Linked DNA regions of Mus musculus: region 2 is linked to region 1. A link is a loop called in an ENCODE intact Hi-C map of the cell type or tissue named here. Cell type or tissue: heart. All regions are shown on one strand.

The links. Hi-C counts contacts between places; a loop is a spot of excess contacts. Peaks named below come from ENCODE experiments on the same cell type or tissue, not always from the same donor. Only the 100,000 strongest peaks of a DNase experiment are listed, where the experiment ranks them.
Region 2: a loop joins it to region 1, with 2.3 times the contacts of the local background. A loop is called at or near these places in 2 of 42 quality-filtered maps.

The regions. Positions count from the first base shown.
Region 1 is chr12:72,232,822-72,240,821 of GRCm38, reverse strand. All of the region lies in intron 3 of Rtn1 (reticulon 1), which reads left to right. Among named protein-coding and RNA genes, the nearest start is that of Gm52013, 23 kb to the left of the region's middle. In heart, no CTCF peak of the experiment used is centred here; DNase peaks (open chromatin) are centred at 1,421 and 4,041; H3K4me3 peaks cover 1,184 bases; H3K27ac peaks cover 694 bases; H3K27me3 peaks cover 4,198 bases.
Region 2 is chr12:72,428,602-72,436,601 of GRCm38, reverse strand. Gm33487 (a long non-coding RNA gene) reads left to right here and starts at 4,284. Exons shown (of 3, transcript XR_381676.2): 1 at 4,284-6,924. It also overlaps a transcript of Lrrc9 not described here. In heart, a CTCF peak has its summit at 4,188 (motif pointing right); no DNase peak of the experiment used is centred here.

The DNA.
Region 1 (8,000 bases):
ATCATTCAAAGTGGTAATGCTAGTTCTTCCCAGTACTCAACTCAGTTGTCACCTACATTCAGATGTCTGTCTGTCTTGAAAGCTCCTCCCCACTGTGGCCTGTGTATCCACTCCTCTTCAGACAGCTTATCTGACAGCCTCTGACTTCACAGCCCCCAGTGAGTAGCTCCCTTGTAGTTAGAAACACATGCTTAGGATGACCTCTGCAAATATCTGTAGATCAAATGAATGGATGAAAGAATGGATCCAGAAATCAAGGTAATGTCCTTTGCTCCCCAGAGATGATGTAACCCAGAACACATGAAAACAAGTTTCCTGAATTCCAAGTGCTAGTCGTTACCTCAGTTTCCATAGTAACAATCCATGCACTGCCTTTTTACAGCAGTTAAAGATCATAGTGGAGGTCTCTTTAAATTTTCTTATTCTATATAGCATAGAGCCAAACCCTTAGTGTTCTTTGATCATAATGAAGTCTATTTTTACTTCTGTGCCTTTACTTCCAATTGCAACATTTTGCACAGCATTAAAAAAAAATCAAGATGTTCTAGGAGAATGCTTGATATGGGCTGACAGTTATTCATCCTGGCACGGAACCTCATTTCTGAATATCCTTCTCCTACATCTTAATCATCTCTTCTGCTCTTTTGCTTTCCTCCCTCCCTCCCTCCCTCCCTTTCCCCTCTCTCCCTCTCCTCCTTTTCTTTTGTTTGTCCTTCCCATTTTTCCTGAAACAAGCTCTTGATATGTGGCCCCAGCTGGCCCTACACGCTCGTGCCTCAGATTCCTGAGTTCTGGGGTTTGAAGGCAACAGGGCCTTGTCCTATCCTAGAAGTGTCTGCTCCAACTTTCCCTTAGTAGACAGGCCCTTCCTGATTCTCCTTAGGACACAGCAGACATCCGCCATCCCATCCTCTCTCCACTTTATTTTCTGATACATTTGTCTACAAGAGTCTGTTGTGTATTTAACATTGCGTTATCATCTGTCCTTATCCATGCCAGAGCACAGGGAATTTTGAGAGTTGGGAGCTCTGTTCTGTGTCTAGAGCAGTGCTGACCATGCCGTAAGTGCTCAGATAAATATTTGTTGAATAAATACATCCGTGTAGGTGGTACTATTTTTTTCAGCAGTAAAATTCTGGAACATTGAAGACAGACACCACACAGTGTGCACTGTGGACACATCAGCCCCCAGCATTTATCTGAATCTGGGATGAGATTACAGAATTTGACTATTTTGCTTTTCTTCAAAACAGACTACGTAACGCATGACTTCATCTTGAAAACTAAAGAAATCGCTTCCTTTCCTGGCAGGCACCTAACCGAGAGTTCTGAGCTGGCTGTGGAAAAAGCCCTTCTGTTCCTCGCTTGAAGCTTGAAGGCTGTGGCAGTTCCTGCCGGCTCCTAACCAGCTTTCTCTGCTTCCCTGTGTGCTTTCACCTCGTAGGGAAATTTACATATCTTTTGTACCCGTTTTACTGCTTCAAACTTGGCAAGAGCTGCCCATCAATTCTTTGTGGATGCAAGCAAAGAAAGTATTCACTGGCCATGTTTGTGGGAAGTAAAGTCTTACTCCATAGTGGCCAATACGTAAAGCTAGAACTTTGTGTGTACCTCAGGAGTCCAGAGATGCCCAATGCTGACATGCAGTACATGTGGATCTAAAGAATTTGTGGGTCAGAGACTCTGAGTCGAGAGATATCCCCTTCCCCATAAGTCTGTTTCTGTTTCTCTATTTCCTGTGTCTTGATCTGAAGCCTCTCACTTCTTGTACCACAAGTAACAGAGCCTTACTTTGCTAACCTGCAACAACCAGACAACCTTACTTTTTACGTTCCATCAAACTGCTGTCTTCAGACTTAGCGTGATTCAGAAAAATGTGGCGGTCATTCAGCTAAACCAACATTTCTAAGTCAGGTTTGTGGTCAATAAAAAAAAAAGTGCGGCCCAAGGGTTCTGACATGACACATCCTCTAGTTGAGAAAGTGCTTGCCGGTGACTGCTGTTCTCTCCAGGGATGTGCTGAGCTTGTCGTTCCTGCTGAGATTAGCAGTGCACACTATTCGGTCTGATTAGCAATACACAGACCTGCTGGGAATGTGAGAAAGCACCGAGAACTTGGCTATTTCTCTGTTGTCCCTCTGCTGAAGGGAAGGACCTGCTGCCACCTTCACCTAGAATCCTCAGGCCATTGTTGAACTGGCAGTGCCTCGTAGTGGCCCAGGCTCCAAAGCCTGAGGAGTGGCAGGGGCAGCAACAGACTCCTGGCAACTCCTGTCCAGCCCTCTGCACTCTGAGTCTACATCAGACAAGGAGACATTGGTACTGATGCACACTCATGGACACTTACCAGACTTTTCAGTTAACCCGCTGACTGAATTCCCAGTATTGACTGGCTGTGGAATGAAGAAAGAAATGGGATGAAGGTGGAGATGCAGAACAAGGCCTCTACACCTCTAGAGGTGACTCTGAAAAGTGCTTTGTCATAATGTGCTCCCTCTCGGCTCTGTAGAAGCCCCATACTCATCCCTGGTAGGAGAGGTCAGCTGCCCAGCAATGTCAAATCATCCATTTCACCCAAAATGATTGAGCTTCCTCGGGCGTGACTTCAGATGCTACCATACAATGGTAGACAGAGGGGCCCAGCTGGTCGCTTTGGAACCTTGCAGTCTGAGAAGAATTTGCATGATTCCAAAGATGACATTGTAAAGACCATCTCCTCCTAAAAATGAAGAAGAAACTGTGTCTACAAGCACAACCAACTTAAGCCTTTGCCAATACAGGGTATGCGAATGTAAATTTGAGTCTGACTAGACTCCCTTGGAAAACTGCAGAGGCATCTAGATGGCTCCACTCCTCCAGGAGGGGGAGAAAAGTGCTCAATGACAGTGTCAAAAGACGGTGTCACAGGAAGACAGAACAGGACAGGTAGCCTTGGTGTCTAAGAACTCTTCCTTTGATATTGTTCTGTGGCCCACAAGGCAGAGCATCCTACCTTCATGCTTGTCTTGTCTCTGCATGGACCCCCCCCATTCCAAACAGAGCCCACATTCCATTCCTATCCAGTGCTATCTTATCCTTTCCTCATCAAAACCTAGCTCTGTCCTATCCACTTTCCCAAGATCTTTGTATATCCTGATAAAGAATTTGCTATGGAAGCATGCAGTGTCACAGTTAGCCACCACCCGGCATTCTCTTCCTTCTACACATACATTTGGACTGGGACTCCTGAAATCTCTGGCTAGCTATTCTTAGAAATCAACCTTATCTGTAAATTATACATATCTCCAGCCCCCTCCCCTACTGTGATCAGTCCCAAAGGGTAACCGTGTTGACAGGAAACCCTTTGCTGCTATGAGTTCTACTTAAATGTCCCCCACACTGATCCCCTGCCAATCACCAGTGACCCCATCTATGTGACATGGCAACACCTACAGGCTTCAACCTGGAACTTACAAGTCCCATCTTCTAATATTTATTCATTCATCCTACAAACAGTAGAGAATTGTAGTCCTTTGGGATTACAGTAAGATTCCACCCAGTGACTGTAGTTTGGACAATGGCAGGATGGTAGCCACAATCTTCTTCACAAGGTTTTAGATAACTGTGGAATATTCCAAACTAGAAAAAGGATTTGCCACTCCTTTGGAGACTCAGGCAGCAATCTGTGACCAACATTTTTAGAATTGGGGACAGCAGAGGCGAGCTAACAGTGAGGACTAGTGGGCATTATGCAGTAAGCTTGGCATCTGTACCGTCACACGTCCTGGACAACAGGTTTCATGTTTCTAAGAAATTTCTAGAATATGCACCATGCTGGTTAGGAATAGCCCTGGTCTCCTTAGCTGCCATCTCCACGCGGGCGTTCCTTTCCTTCCTCTCTTCTCCCGTTCTTCCGCCCCCATCCCCATACCTAGCCTGTGCGCGCGCCTCGTCGCCTGCTCTACCATCCCAGGGACAGCTCTCCCAAGGCTGCCCAGCCCGCGCCCGCCGCGGTCGCATAGAGCAGCCGCAGCAGCATCCACGCGCGCGCGCCGGCGGCTCCGGGACCGCGCTGATTCGCTGTCGCGCTCTGCGGCGCTCGTGCCCGCCCGCCCCTTGCGCGCGCGCCCGGGGCCGCTTCAGTCTGCAGCCGCGAGGCCACCAGAGCCCACCGCCGCCGCAGCCGGGCAGCGACGCGGAGTGCAAGCTCAGCGCCTGGAGGAGAGCCACGGCGAGCCCGCCAAGCCCGCACCATGCAGGCCACTGCCGATTCCACCAAGATGGACTGTGTGTGGAGCAACTGGAAAAGTCAGGGTATTCTCTTTATTTCGGTAGTGCATGCCTGCGGCGCACGCGGAACCGCGATCTGGACACGGCCATTGTGCATCATTTCACCTGTGGGACCATGCATGCTTTACTTAAACCCAGGAGCTTTCTGCGGGGGGGAGTAAACCTGTTCTTGCAAAATCGACACGAATGATATTTGCCCCCTCCCCTCCCTCCGCCCTGCCTTTATCCCCTCCCAATTCACCCCTTTGTTTTCTTGTGTATTGTGGTATTGTAAATAATGCATCATTTGCCTCCTCCGGGAGTTTTTCTGGCCTGATCATTCAGGACTTGTTTAATCTCTCAGCTGAGGAGCTAAAGTGCTTCCTTATTTTTTTTTCTGCATCCCAGTGCATTTATTTCTGCCCAAAGGTTGAGATCAGAGCCATTAACTGAGAGGGCATCCTTAGGAGAGAGGGACACACCCATTTCAGGCTTGTTATTTGTGATTACACAAAGGAAACTGGAAATGCAGACCAGCTCTCTAAATCCTGAGACTATGATGGCGTAGCCACTTATTAGGGTGGTTCGCTTTGAAATAGTCTTGTTATTGTGACTGTCATTGGAATAATCTAGATCATTTATTTATTAACAATGGCTTTCAGTGAAATAAATGGAGGGGAGAAACAAAGCCGTGGCGGCTGCCCTCGGGTCTAACAGATCTGTTTAGAAACGGTCCATATTAGCACTGGGTGTGGCCGCCCTCCAGCCTCGCTTGCTTTTCAGCCATTTTTATTCAGCCTCATATCCCACACATCCGGCTCTCCTTTGTTACATTAAGGTTTTATCCCTCACCTTGCTCACCTTGCATGAGGAGGAGGAGGAAGGGAGAATTTGCAAGAATGAATTGTATGAGGTAAAGTCCGGGGTTGGGCAGATCCAATGTCTTGATATTTAACAAATACGGTTCTGAAGAAGGCACATTGATGGAACCTGCAGGGGTTTGCAGCATCCTTGGGGACCAAGAGCACTACGTGGTGACTCTTTTTATCTTTTTCTTTTTTTCTTAGTTTCTCTCTTCTTCATCGTCATCATCTTCTAGCCAGAAAAAAAAAATGTTCTTTTCATCTTTAATGATTGTGAAGGACTTTTATTTTATTTTATTTTCTTAAGAAAAGATAAAAACAGAAATCTCAGAATTAAAAGCACGCTTGGCTTTGGCCCTTGTTTGTTGAACTGGATGTCAATGGCATAAAATACAGTAGTCTACTTTAAATCATGTGGGCCTATTAGAAACATGACTGTCAAAAGTAAATAGGTAGGCCATCAATTTAAATGCCAATAAATAAGAAATACGCAGCCACGGAGTGTAATTTCGGGAAACGATGACAGCTACATGGAATGGCACAGGCTGCACAGACGCGGGTGGCTGTAAAGTGCTTTGTATCTCCTCCTTCTGGGTGCGTGTGCCTAGACCCATCAGTTGGATGCACACACTCTACAACTGTGCCTTCATAAGAATGCCACGTTCAGATGGCTATGAAGACTGGTGATCGGGGTTTGTTTCTGAGTGTCTTCTATTTTGAACAGACACAGACTTGGAAAGATAGCAGCTTGTGTGTTTTATTTGTAGCATCACAGTGCTAAGGGTTTGGCATTGGCTTACTTTAAATTTTGAAATGAATTTTTTTAATAATCAGGAATTAGCATAAAACGCAATCACTTACCCTCTGAAGGCAATTGTGTTCCTTTCCAACCATGTAGCTACCTGTGGAGATTGATTCAGAGTTACCAAAGGGTCTTATTCCCAGTGACCTTTGATTGTCATTAGATTCATTGATTTCCTTTCCTCAAATAGAACAATGCCATTTACTTGAAAATTGGCCACTAGCTAACTAGAGAGTTCAGTGACACCAGATAGCCGTGGTGGCGAGAATGAATTACTCCTTTGTTGTCCTCCCCTGTGGGAACTTCCATCATAGACTAAAACTACAGTAGATTCTAAACACATCACCTTCACTCCAGTTCCCTATGTTTAAAGCAAATTGTTCTAATCCCCAGCTATACCTGAGAGTCACTTAGAATGCTTTAAGAAACACAAAGGATGCTGGGCCCCACCCCTAGAGCTTGTGATCTTGGATGAGTTTAATACGTATCTGGGGTTGAAGCCACTGGTGTCTATGAATTCTTAGTGTGCCCAACTTTTAGGCCAGCAAAACTCGGTGTACGGATGGCATAGGTGTGACCTAGGAGGCCAGTATGGGTAGAAGTCAGTAGACACTGCTGAAGATGCCCTCTGGAAGTGTACAGAAGCTTTGCCTGGGTAGGAAACACATGGATTTGAGGCTGCCTCTCTATCATTGCAGTTTTCATCTATAAATTACATCACTGAATTACTTCACTGAAATGTATTATAAAACTAGAGTGCATGGGTTTAGGGTGTATGTGTCTGTCTGTCTGTGTGTGCGCACGACATATATGATTGCAGTGAAAGACAGCAATGCGTGGCAGCTCACACCTATAATACCCGCAGTCAAGAGATAGAAGCATGAAGATAGTCCAAAGCTCACCTTGGACTGTAGAGCAGCACGGCATCACAAACAACAACAACACAAAACCAACGGTAACAGAAAGAGGCTAAGTCAGACATTGCCATACACACCTGTCATCCCAGCATTAGGTTATAGAACAGGGGTTCAAGGAAGCCAGGCTCACACAGAGAGGACAAGGCTAGCCCACGAGACCCTATCTCAAAACAAACAAACAGACAAACAAACAAACAACTCTAAAATTTACAGGATTTAGGTCCCCTGTCCTAACGGAGATAATCTTATAGTTTACAACGGTCTTAATATTTATGAGGCCCTTTTACTAATTTGGTCCGATCGTCTCAAACCCTGGGTGTGAGGGCTTGTTTTCACATTTCATCTCGGGGGTGATAGATGAGGCTTCTGTCAGGTGCACAGCTGGTGACAGCCGGAGCCCTGCTTCCTACTGTTCCGCCATCTGCCTCTGAGGTAGGCCGTGCTTTCCTCTGTGATTTATCGAAAGACAAGTTGTCTGAATGATGGTGAATAGCCCTCATATTCACAAGTTTCCATTTTGCCAAGTATCCTCTCAAATTTCCATTCAACTCCTGGATGGTGGGAGACTCTAAGAAGGTAAATCAAACATGCCCAGGATCTGTGAGAAGCGGTAAATTCATTAGTTAAAGGGGGCTCTCGGACCGGCATCCCCTCACCTCCCTCATGAATGCTGAGTGACAGGAGGTGAGATCCCACCCACCTCTCTGAGATATGTTCACATAGGCCCTTCTTCACAGACAGAACGACATCCAGCAGCCATGCAAGGCCCACACCCCACTTATATCATTGTCCCCATCCCCACCATCACAGACTGGCCGTCCTAAAGTCTTCTCAATATTAGCCACTTGTCAGTGACTGTGCTGCTGGTTCCTAAGCCTTCGTGACATTCCTCTCACTGTATTGGGCAGGGAATTCCAGGCTTAAGACTGAGAGGACCGGTAATTTGCCTTATATTAATATTTAACCACACAACTTAAATCCAAATGGTCCCGTGCCACAGAGATGAAGATTCATGAGCAACCCCCACCCGTGGGAATCTGTCTATACTCTGAAGACCCCTGCCCACCTCCCCTTTCTACCATGTTCAAAAAACTGTAATGGGCAGCATCTGTAGTGCTGTGGTGTCTTGGCGATCTGTTATGTGCTTAGGTGCTAAAGCTCAACTCCTTT
Region 2 (8,000 bases), 200 kb before region 1:
GTAGACCAGACTGGTCTCAAACTCCCAAAGGTCCACCTGCCCCCTCTTCCTGAGTGCTGGGATTAAAGGGGTGAGCCACTACTGCCTAGCAAAATTTAAGTGCTTGACATGTCACGGATACAGCTCCTCTGTTGGCAGCAGAGCTGGCAAGGATTTTTTTCTCTCATACTGCATGTTGTATTTTAATATTTATTTATCACATGTATGCATGCATGTGGAATGCATACATGTGTATGCCTATGTGTGGAATGCATGTGGAAGACAGAGGACAACTTTCAAGCGTCAGTTGTCCTCTTCTATTGTGAGAATCCTGGGGATTGAACTCAGGTCTCTGGGTTTGCCAGCACACTGCTGTTGAGGTATAAAGTCCCTAAGTTGATGCAGTACAACTGAATGCCTCTTATGAGTTTCAAACATTTTTCTTTTACATGGGTTCCATGTCCATATTTTTATTTATATACATGGTATTTTGATATAAACTTATTCAGAGCTTCAAATCTCATGCTATCTTGACATACACCTATGTTTTACTATATACATCTATTTAACTGGTTCTGTATTCTGCATTCTAGAGTATAACATACACCAGCCATTGTTACCTTTTGTTCTTGTTACATTCCTAATAATGGCCTCCCAGCTTGATTCCATTAAACACCACCACAGGGATCAACCAATAATGGTTTTCTGAAGGATAATTTCTCTGGGATAAATAGCAGGAATGGAACATCTAGGCTAAGGCAGGCACACTTTATTTACCAAATACTATGTGATAACTTCCCAGAATGTTTGTCCCAGACTTCCTTTCTAAAATTGTACTTGGGGAATCGTATTCTTCTTGTTGGGGAAGTTTAAGAGAAAACAAAAATCTCTGGCCAGTCCTCCAAAATCCTTTTCACAGAGTTGAAAGAAGTCATATTAGTGTAAAAGTATCGTACTAACATCGACAGATCTTACAGGCAAGCCACGTAAGAGATTACAAGTGCAGGGTGACATTGTATAGCTGAGAAGACTCAATTCATGGCTCACATACTCCAAAACTAAACAACTGGCTCTCGATTGAGAGAGCTTGGCAAGCATCCTTGGTCACACCTTTAGGATGAGCATAAAGCTTATCCTAAATTCTCGTGGTAACTCGCTTGAACCACCTGCATTAACCTAAATGGCTTGAGCTAAAGGAAAAACAAGCTAGCTTCCTGACAGAAGGCAGATGGAGACAGAGGTGCCGTTGAGTAATTAGGGCCCGGTGGTACCAAGGAAACAAGAAGAGAAGGGAGCCATCTCCCTTGAGGATTACATTTAAAAGAGATGTCCCCCAGGTCACGAGAAAGGTCGTATGTCTACACATATATAGAGTAAGACAATGAAGAATTTATAATTACATACATTCTAAAGAAAATACCTTGAAGGCAACTCAGGGAGCATATTCTCTTGCCTTCTGTGTCAGGGCATTTCCTCTTCTTATTTGTATTCACACCATCACTCTGACCTTTGCTACAGATTTGCATCCTGTCTGCCTCCACCATAAGGTCCTGAGCTCTGCCAGGGCACGGACCATCCCTCCCTCATTGGTGGTTGTAAGCCCAGCATCTAGCTTAGTAGCTGTCACACAGTAAGAACCATTGACTGTATGCTTACCAAGCTATATGCTTATTACTTTATTTAAACTATGTCATATTTACAGGTAATTTTTCTCTCTAAAATATCTCAGGTTTCCTCCATGTTAAACAAACTAAATGCTCTATGAAGGCTGGGATTTATAAAGCTCCAATTAACAACCATGACTTACTACGAGTATCTAATCCCCACTCGGCAAGATGAAGAACTTCAAACTTCTTACTGTTTTCTCATCAGGGCAAGGATTAACTGAACTCCACTGGCCATCCTTTCCGAGCAGTAATCTCATTTATGAGTGTTCTTTCCTCATGATCTAACCTCCCCAAAGCCCTTCCTCTTAATTGCCATGGAGTTAGAATTCCAGCATAAGAACTCGGGGAGACACAAACATTCTGGCCATTACATCCCACCCCTAGTTCTCTCCATGGTTTCATTTTCACGAATGGACCTCCATACCGACAGTCCCAAACTCAAGCATCACCTCAGAGCCAAGGTCAAGGGTCTTCATATCATGGAAAACAAACATAAGCGAATCTCAAGGCAAATTCCTGGTTGGCTGTAGATCTGTAAAATAAGTCAAGCAATTTGATTCTCAAATAAAACAATGGGGACAGGCACAGGAAAACCTTCTTTCCATTCTGAGAGGGAGGCATAGGAAAGAAGAATAATTCATAAGCACCATTTGTACCCAAGACTAAACAAGGAAAACATTAAACTTTCAGGTACAAGATTAAATCTTTGGCTTATTGTCCTGTCTTCTAGACACACTGGAGCAAAAGTTAGGCCCCCAGAATTCTGGGTGGCCCAGCTTTGCTGGGTAATGACCCCACTGTAGCTTTCATAGAGTAGAGTGTATATGTGTATTTCTCTCAGGAAGGAGTTGCACACTGTGGCCCTGTCAGTCTTCAGTGTGTGGTCCTATGGCTGCCTCTTCCTTCACATATCTTCTGCATTGCTTTGTTCAGGCTCCATGCATTTTCAGAGGCACATACTCTACAGATCATGTGGGCTAATCCCCCGCCCCCCCCCCCCCCCGGTCAACAAATACCAAACTGTATTCTCCATGCAGATGCAGGTGTAGTCTCCATACATCCTTGACAAGAAAAAGTGACATTCTTCCTGATGTTCTGGTGGCCGGGGACAGTAAAGGATGATGGCAAAGAGAGAAGAGAAAAGGACTTGTACGGGATAGCATTTGTTTAGAGAAAGAGTTGGCAAAAGATGGCGTTGGTCCAAGTCCAGCTTGCTCCATGGTTTTGTAGAGTGGGTTTTCATTGGAACACAGCCACATCCGTTTCCTTACCCATTACAATGGCAGCGTTCAGGAGTTACACCACAGAAACACTACTGCAGTATTTGCAGGAGCTTTGGCAACGTTTTATATCAGATCTCAGCAGCACAGAATGTGGAACAATGGTGATTTTATGGTTTTAACCAAGACTAACGATTTCAAAGACTTGAATTCAGAGTCGTTCCCAGAGTACTTGATCTGTCTGCTGAAGAACACTTGCTATCCTGCCTTTGTTGTCTTTGAGTCAGAGCACACATCAGTGAACCACACAGTTCTCTTCCCTCTTGGAACTGCTCTTCTGTTGAGGGGAATGACTTCCTTTCCAAATATTTGTTTTCTGCAACTGATTCTCTTTTACCAGCTTCTAGACTCAGGCTGAGCAGATAGTCGACAGTCTAGGGACAGCACCATGCTCATTGTGCTAGAGAGGATGGTTGATTTGGTTGACAATGTGGCTGGATCTGAAAGGAACCAAAACACTTCTATGAGGGCTAGTTGTGATCTCATTTTTTTGAAGAGGGGAGAGCCATCATCCTAAATGTGTGCAGCCCCTCCTGGTGGCAGATAGATAAAAGGAAGAAGGAAGCTTTTGCGTTTTGCCTGTTCATCTTCAATTTTTCTGGCAAGTTTAAGTTTATCTTGTTGCCAGTGTGTGTGTATGTGTGTGTCTCCCTGTACCTGTGCCTGTGCCTGTGCCTGTGCCTCTGCCTCTGTCTCTGTCTCTGTCTCTGTCTGCTTGTACGTTTCTTTAGGGAACCCTGACTAAGACACTGGTTGAGGAAAGGAAGATGGAATTGCATGAGTCCATCGGGGAGAGCATAAACAGGGGCAAATGTTTCCTGAAAAGCATTGTTCTCTATATTGAGCTGAATAGTGTCTCCCCCCAAAATTCAGAATGGAACCTCAGAATGTTATTTTATATGGAAAACTTTTTTTAAAAGGCAAATTCTTCCTATATAAACATGGCTTAGTAAATTCAGACATCATGTAGATGAAGCTGGCCTTGGACTTGGGCAATCCTTCTGACTCTGGCTTCCCAAATTCTAGGCATACATCACCATGGAAATAAGATGATTAAACATGAACCAGTTGGAAACAATACAATATTACATTAGTATGGGTCCTGTCTGAATCGAATGACTGGTGTCTAGAAAAAAAAGGCCTTGGGCAGCAGGCAGAAGGAAGAAAGGTCAAAAATCAGGGATTGGAGGGGACAGTCACAAGTCAAGGGTGACCAGATGGCCATTTACCTGCAGAAGGCAGGGAAAAGACTGAAGTCACCAAGAGCCACCAGAGGGAGCATGATACTGCTAACACTTGACTTGGGACTTCTGGATTCCAGAAGTGGGGGTGGGGTGGGGTGGGGGAGATACATTTCTGCTGTTAGTAGCAAGCCTAGAGATTTACTGCAGGGACTGTTGGGAAGCCCGTATCCCGTAGAGCTTTTAATTAATTAATTTATCGAGCAAGAAAGGCTATCTTGGGGAAACATAACGTAGGGACAACATCTTTGAGCAAAAGAAATGGAGGCTCTTCCTTCTGGGAATAATCATGGTGTGTGGGAAACAGTTCAAGTGAGTTCCCTCTGCCAGTGTCCTTGTATGGGGTCCAGACTGGGCTATGTCCCTGTCCAAAGTAAATAGGTAAATGGGAGGAGGTTGTCAGGAGCTGTTTTGCTGCCTCTCTAAAGTGGGGGAGAGAGACAGACAGAGACAGAGACAGACAGAGAGAGACAGAGACAAAGAGACAGACAGACAGAGACAGAGACAAAGAGACAGACACAGAGACAGAGACACAAGTGTCAAGGCAGGTTGACAGATTTCCTGACTGCTGAGCCATGGAGTGATAAGAGGAGGTTCGTGTGAGGCTCAAGGTGAGGGGCTGAAGATTCTGTTGACCTTGGTGGAAGGAACAGAGGCATTTGGGAGAGCAAATTATTTCTGTTAGCTTCTGGCTTTGTTTCCCACGATACTATAAAGTATATAAGGCCTAAGAAAAACCTGAGACTGCCACAGTATTGACAGGAATTTGGTCTCTGCTTCTTCTTTTCTGTCTTTCCTGTAATCATCCTCACTTCCCCCTCAGAAGACTGTTCGACCTTGCACCAGAGGTAACTACTGCTAAACTTGACTAGGTTTTGGATCGCTATGGAAACACACTTCTGGGCATATCTATGAACCAGTGTCCAAAAAGATTTCATGGGAAGGGAAGACCACCTGGAATATGGGAAATCCTTTTTTTTTTTTTTTTTTTTTTTGGGACTGGGGAGTCCCAGACCAAGTTAGATGAGGACAGCTTTCTGTTTGACTGTGGATCTAATTTGACCAGCCAGCTTTCCCTAATCAGGGCTTCTTTTCTAAGTTTGTTTGTCGGGTATGTTTCATGGCAATGAGAAAAGTAACTAGTTAAGGGCCCATCTGGGTTTCTACCAACCTAAGATCTTGCATGGGAGAGGCTTGGAGTGGTTATAGCGAGGCCAGAGGTAGGCCCAGAAATGGCAAGGCTTACCACACTAGACTCTCCTGATGGGGTTTAGGAGAGACAGAGAGTGTGGAGTTCCAGAAGACCAGCATCCAGGGCAACAAAGCAGACCACTGCTGGGCTCTGATGAGGGCTCCGATCATGTCTTTCAGAGTTTCTCTTTCCACAAACACCATATTTTCATTAAGACTTTGTAGATAACATATGTGCTTTGGTATGTGTGCTATTCTTTTATGAAACAGGCAAAGGGGATTTGAACTGTCTTCTACATTAGTCTAGATTGATTTTACCTAACTCTCCGTGTCTGCCAATCAAATGGCTCCTATTACATCACAGTTGTGGACAAGTAGAAGACTAACCATAACCAGAAACCATGCCTAACAGGGACGTGTTGGGCTCAGGTGCTACCCTTTTCTTCTTAGTCAGCAATAGCTCCATCTCAGAAGTACAGCACAGTAATTGTCAAAACAGCCCTAGGGACTGAGTGGCACCTCCAGGCCCTTTATTTTATTTCTTAACTGGACAGACTTTCATTCCTGGTGGGAGGCATGCATGACAGCCTCACTCTGATCCCTGAGTGTTCTCTGGCCACTGTGTTCACTGCCACTCCTACTTTCTTTCTCAGCTGATTAAGCCACCTGTCTGTGCTCTCGCCACCAGTGACTCAACTAGGGGCTCATCATGCTTATCAGCAGCCTTTAAACTCGTGGTTCTCAACCTTCTTAAGCCCTTCCATACAGTTCCTTGTGTTATGGTGGCCCCCAACCATAAAATTATTTTCGCTGCTACTTCATAACTGTAATTTTGCTACTGTTATGAACCATAATGTAAATCTATTTCAATCTGCTCTCAGGTCTCTAGAAGTCTCACGTTTGGAAAGCAGTAAGTGTACATGGTACAATGGCAGCAACTGTGTACAGGGTACAATGACAGCAAGTGTGTACAGGGTACAATGGTAGCAAGTGTGTGCATGAGACAATGACAGTTTTCTTTATGACAGAGACCTGTTTACAAATGAAAGTTAGTTCAATTAAAAACAATACCTGTATAGGAGTTATTTAAGAGAAATTACTAATATCTTTCCCATATCCAGCTCTTTCAAAGGGATTAACCATTAAGTGTGGCTCCCACTCTGTCCCAGTGCTGCAGGCTCTCGCTTGAGTCCAGAGCAGAAGGAAGAAGGGAAGGTGAGAGACATGAGATCGCTGTGCCTGAGATTGCATGTGCTTAGCTTTGGGGCGTCCCTTCCCTGGTACGTTCTTTCCTTCAGCTCTAGTGGTTATATAATTTGTCTGCAGCCCTTGTTTCGAATGACTCTGTGTTCCAGATTGTCATTAAGAACCTTCCAGCTAGGCGGGACATTTAATGAAATAAAAGCCCATCCTTGCAGTCTTTCAAAACAGTGGTGCTTGATTTTATCATGGGTTTTCTTTCCATTCCCTTTCCCTTTTAGCTTAACTAAGTTGCTACACAGCGGTAGTGCTATTTGAGCCCAAGTCACATGAACTCAAGCCTGAACTATAAAAGGATGCTTCAAAGTAAGAGTTTATTGATTCTTGAAGATGACAATAATGTAGTTCTCTTTTTTGTGGAATACCAAACAACATTTATTAGTTTTTAATTTAGAATTTAACCAAGATGTTCCTTAGTTCTTGCCTAGCATGTAGAAGGGCCTGCGTGCTATCCCCTAGTACACATAACGAGAACATTTTTTTTTTTGAGACAGGATCTCACTATGTATCTCTGGTTGCCCTGGAACTCATTAACTATATAGACCAGGTCGAGCTTGAACTCACAGAGATCTGCCTGCCTTTGTCTCCTAAATGCTAAGATTAAAGGTGTGCGCCATCATGCCAGGTAAGACTTTCTGATTATAACAACTGTCCTCAAACCTTTGGATTGGATCTCCTTCTTACTTTTAAAAATTACTGAGAGATTTTATTTAAAATTTGGAAATTTAAAAAGTGCATAATGATATAGCTGAAGTTAATCTACTCTAGAGGCTGAAGCAAGATTGCTCTAACTAATATCTTACAAGTCAATATGAAATAATGTATTTGCATGAAGTAGCCCTATTTGCTACACGGAAACTTTAATGAAATACACATTATTTTACAGTTTTGAAATTCTTTTTTTTAAAAATAAAGATCTATTTACTTATTTTATGTATGTGAGTACACCGTAACTGTCTTCAGACACACCAGAAGAGGGCGTTGGATACCATTACAGATGTTTGGGAGCCACCATGTGGTTGCTGGGATTTGAACTCAGAACCTCTAGAAGAGCAGTCAGTGCTCTTAACCACTGAGCCATCTCTTCAGCCACAAGTTTTGAAATTATTAGAGATAGTTGACTTAAAAGAGACCATGGTTTATCAAACTGCATTTGTATCTAATGTCTTAACAGAAACAAATCAGCTTTGACTCAGGGGCCCTGATAATGTCAGCCACCGTTGAAAACCACTGGTTTAGAGCAGCATTAGGCTCATGTAGGAAAAATGACATAATAATCATGATTAACAGTGAATACATTTAGAAAGCTTAGATACTAGTCGATTAGTTATTAGGACATAATTTTACAATGTATTTTACACTGTTTCTTCTCTGGGTTTGAG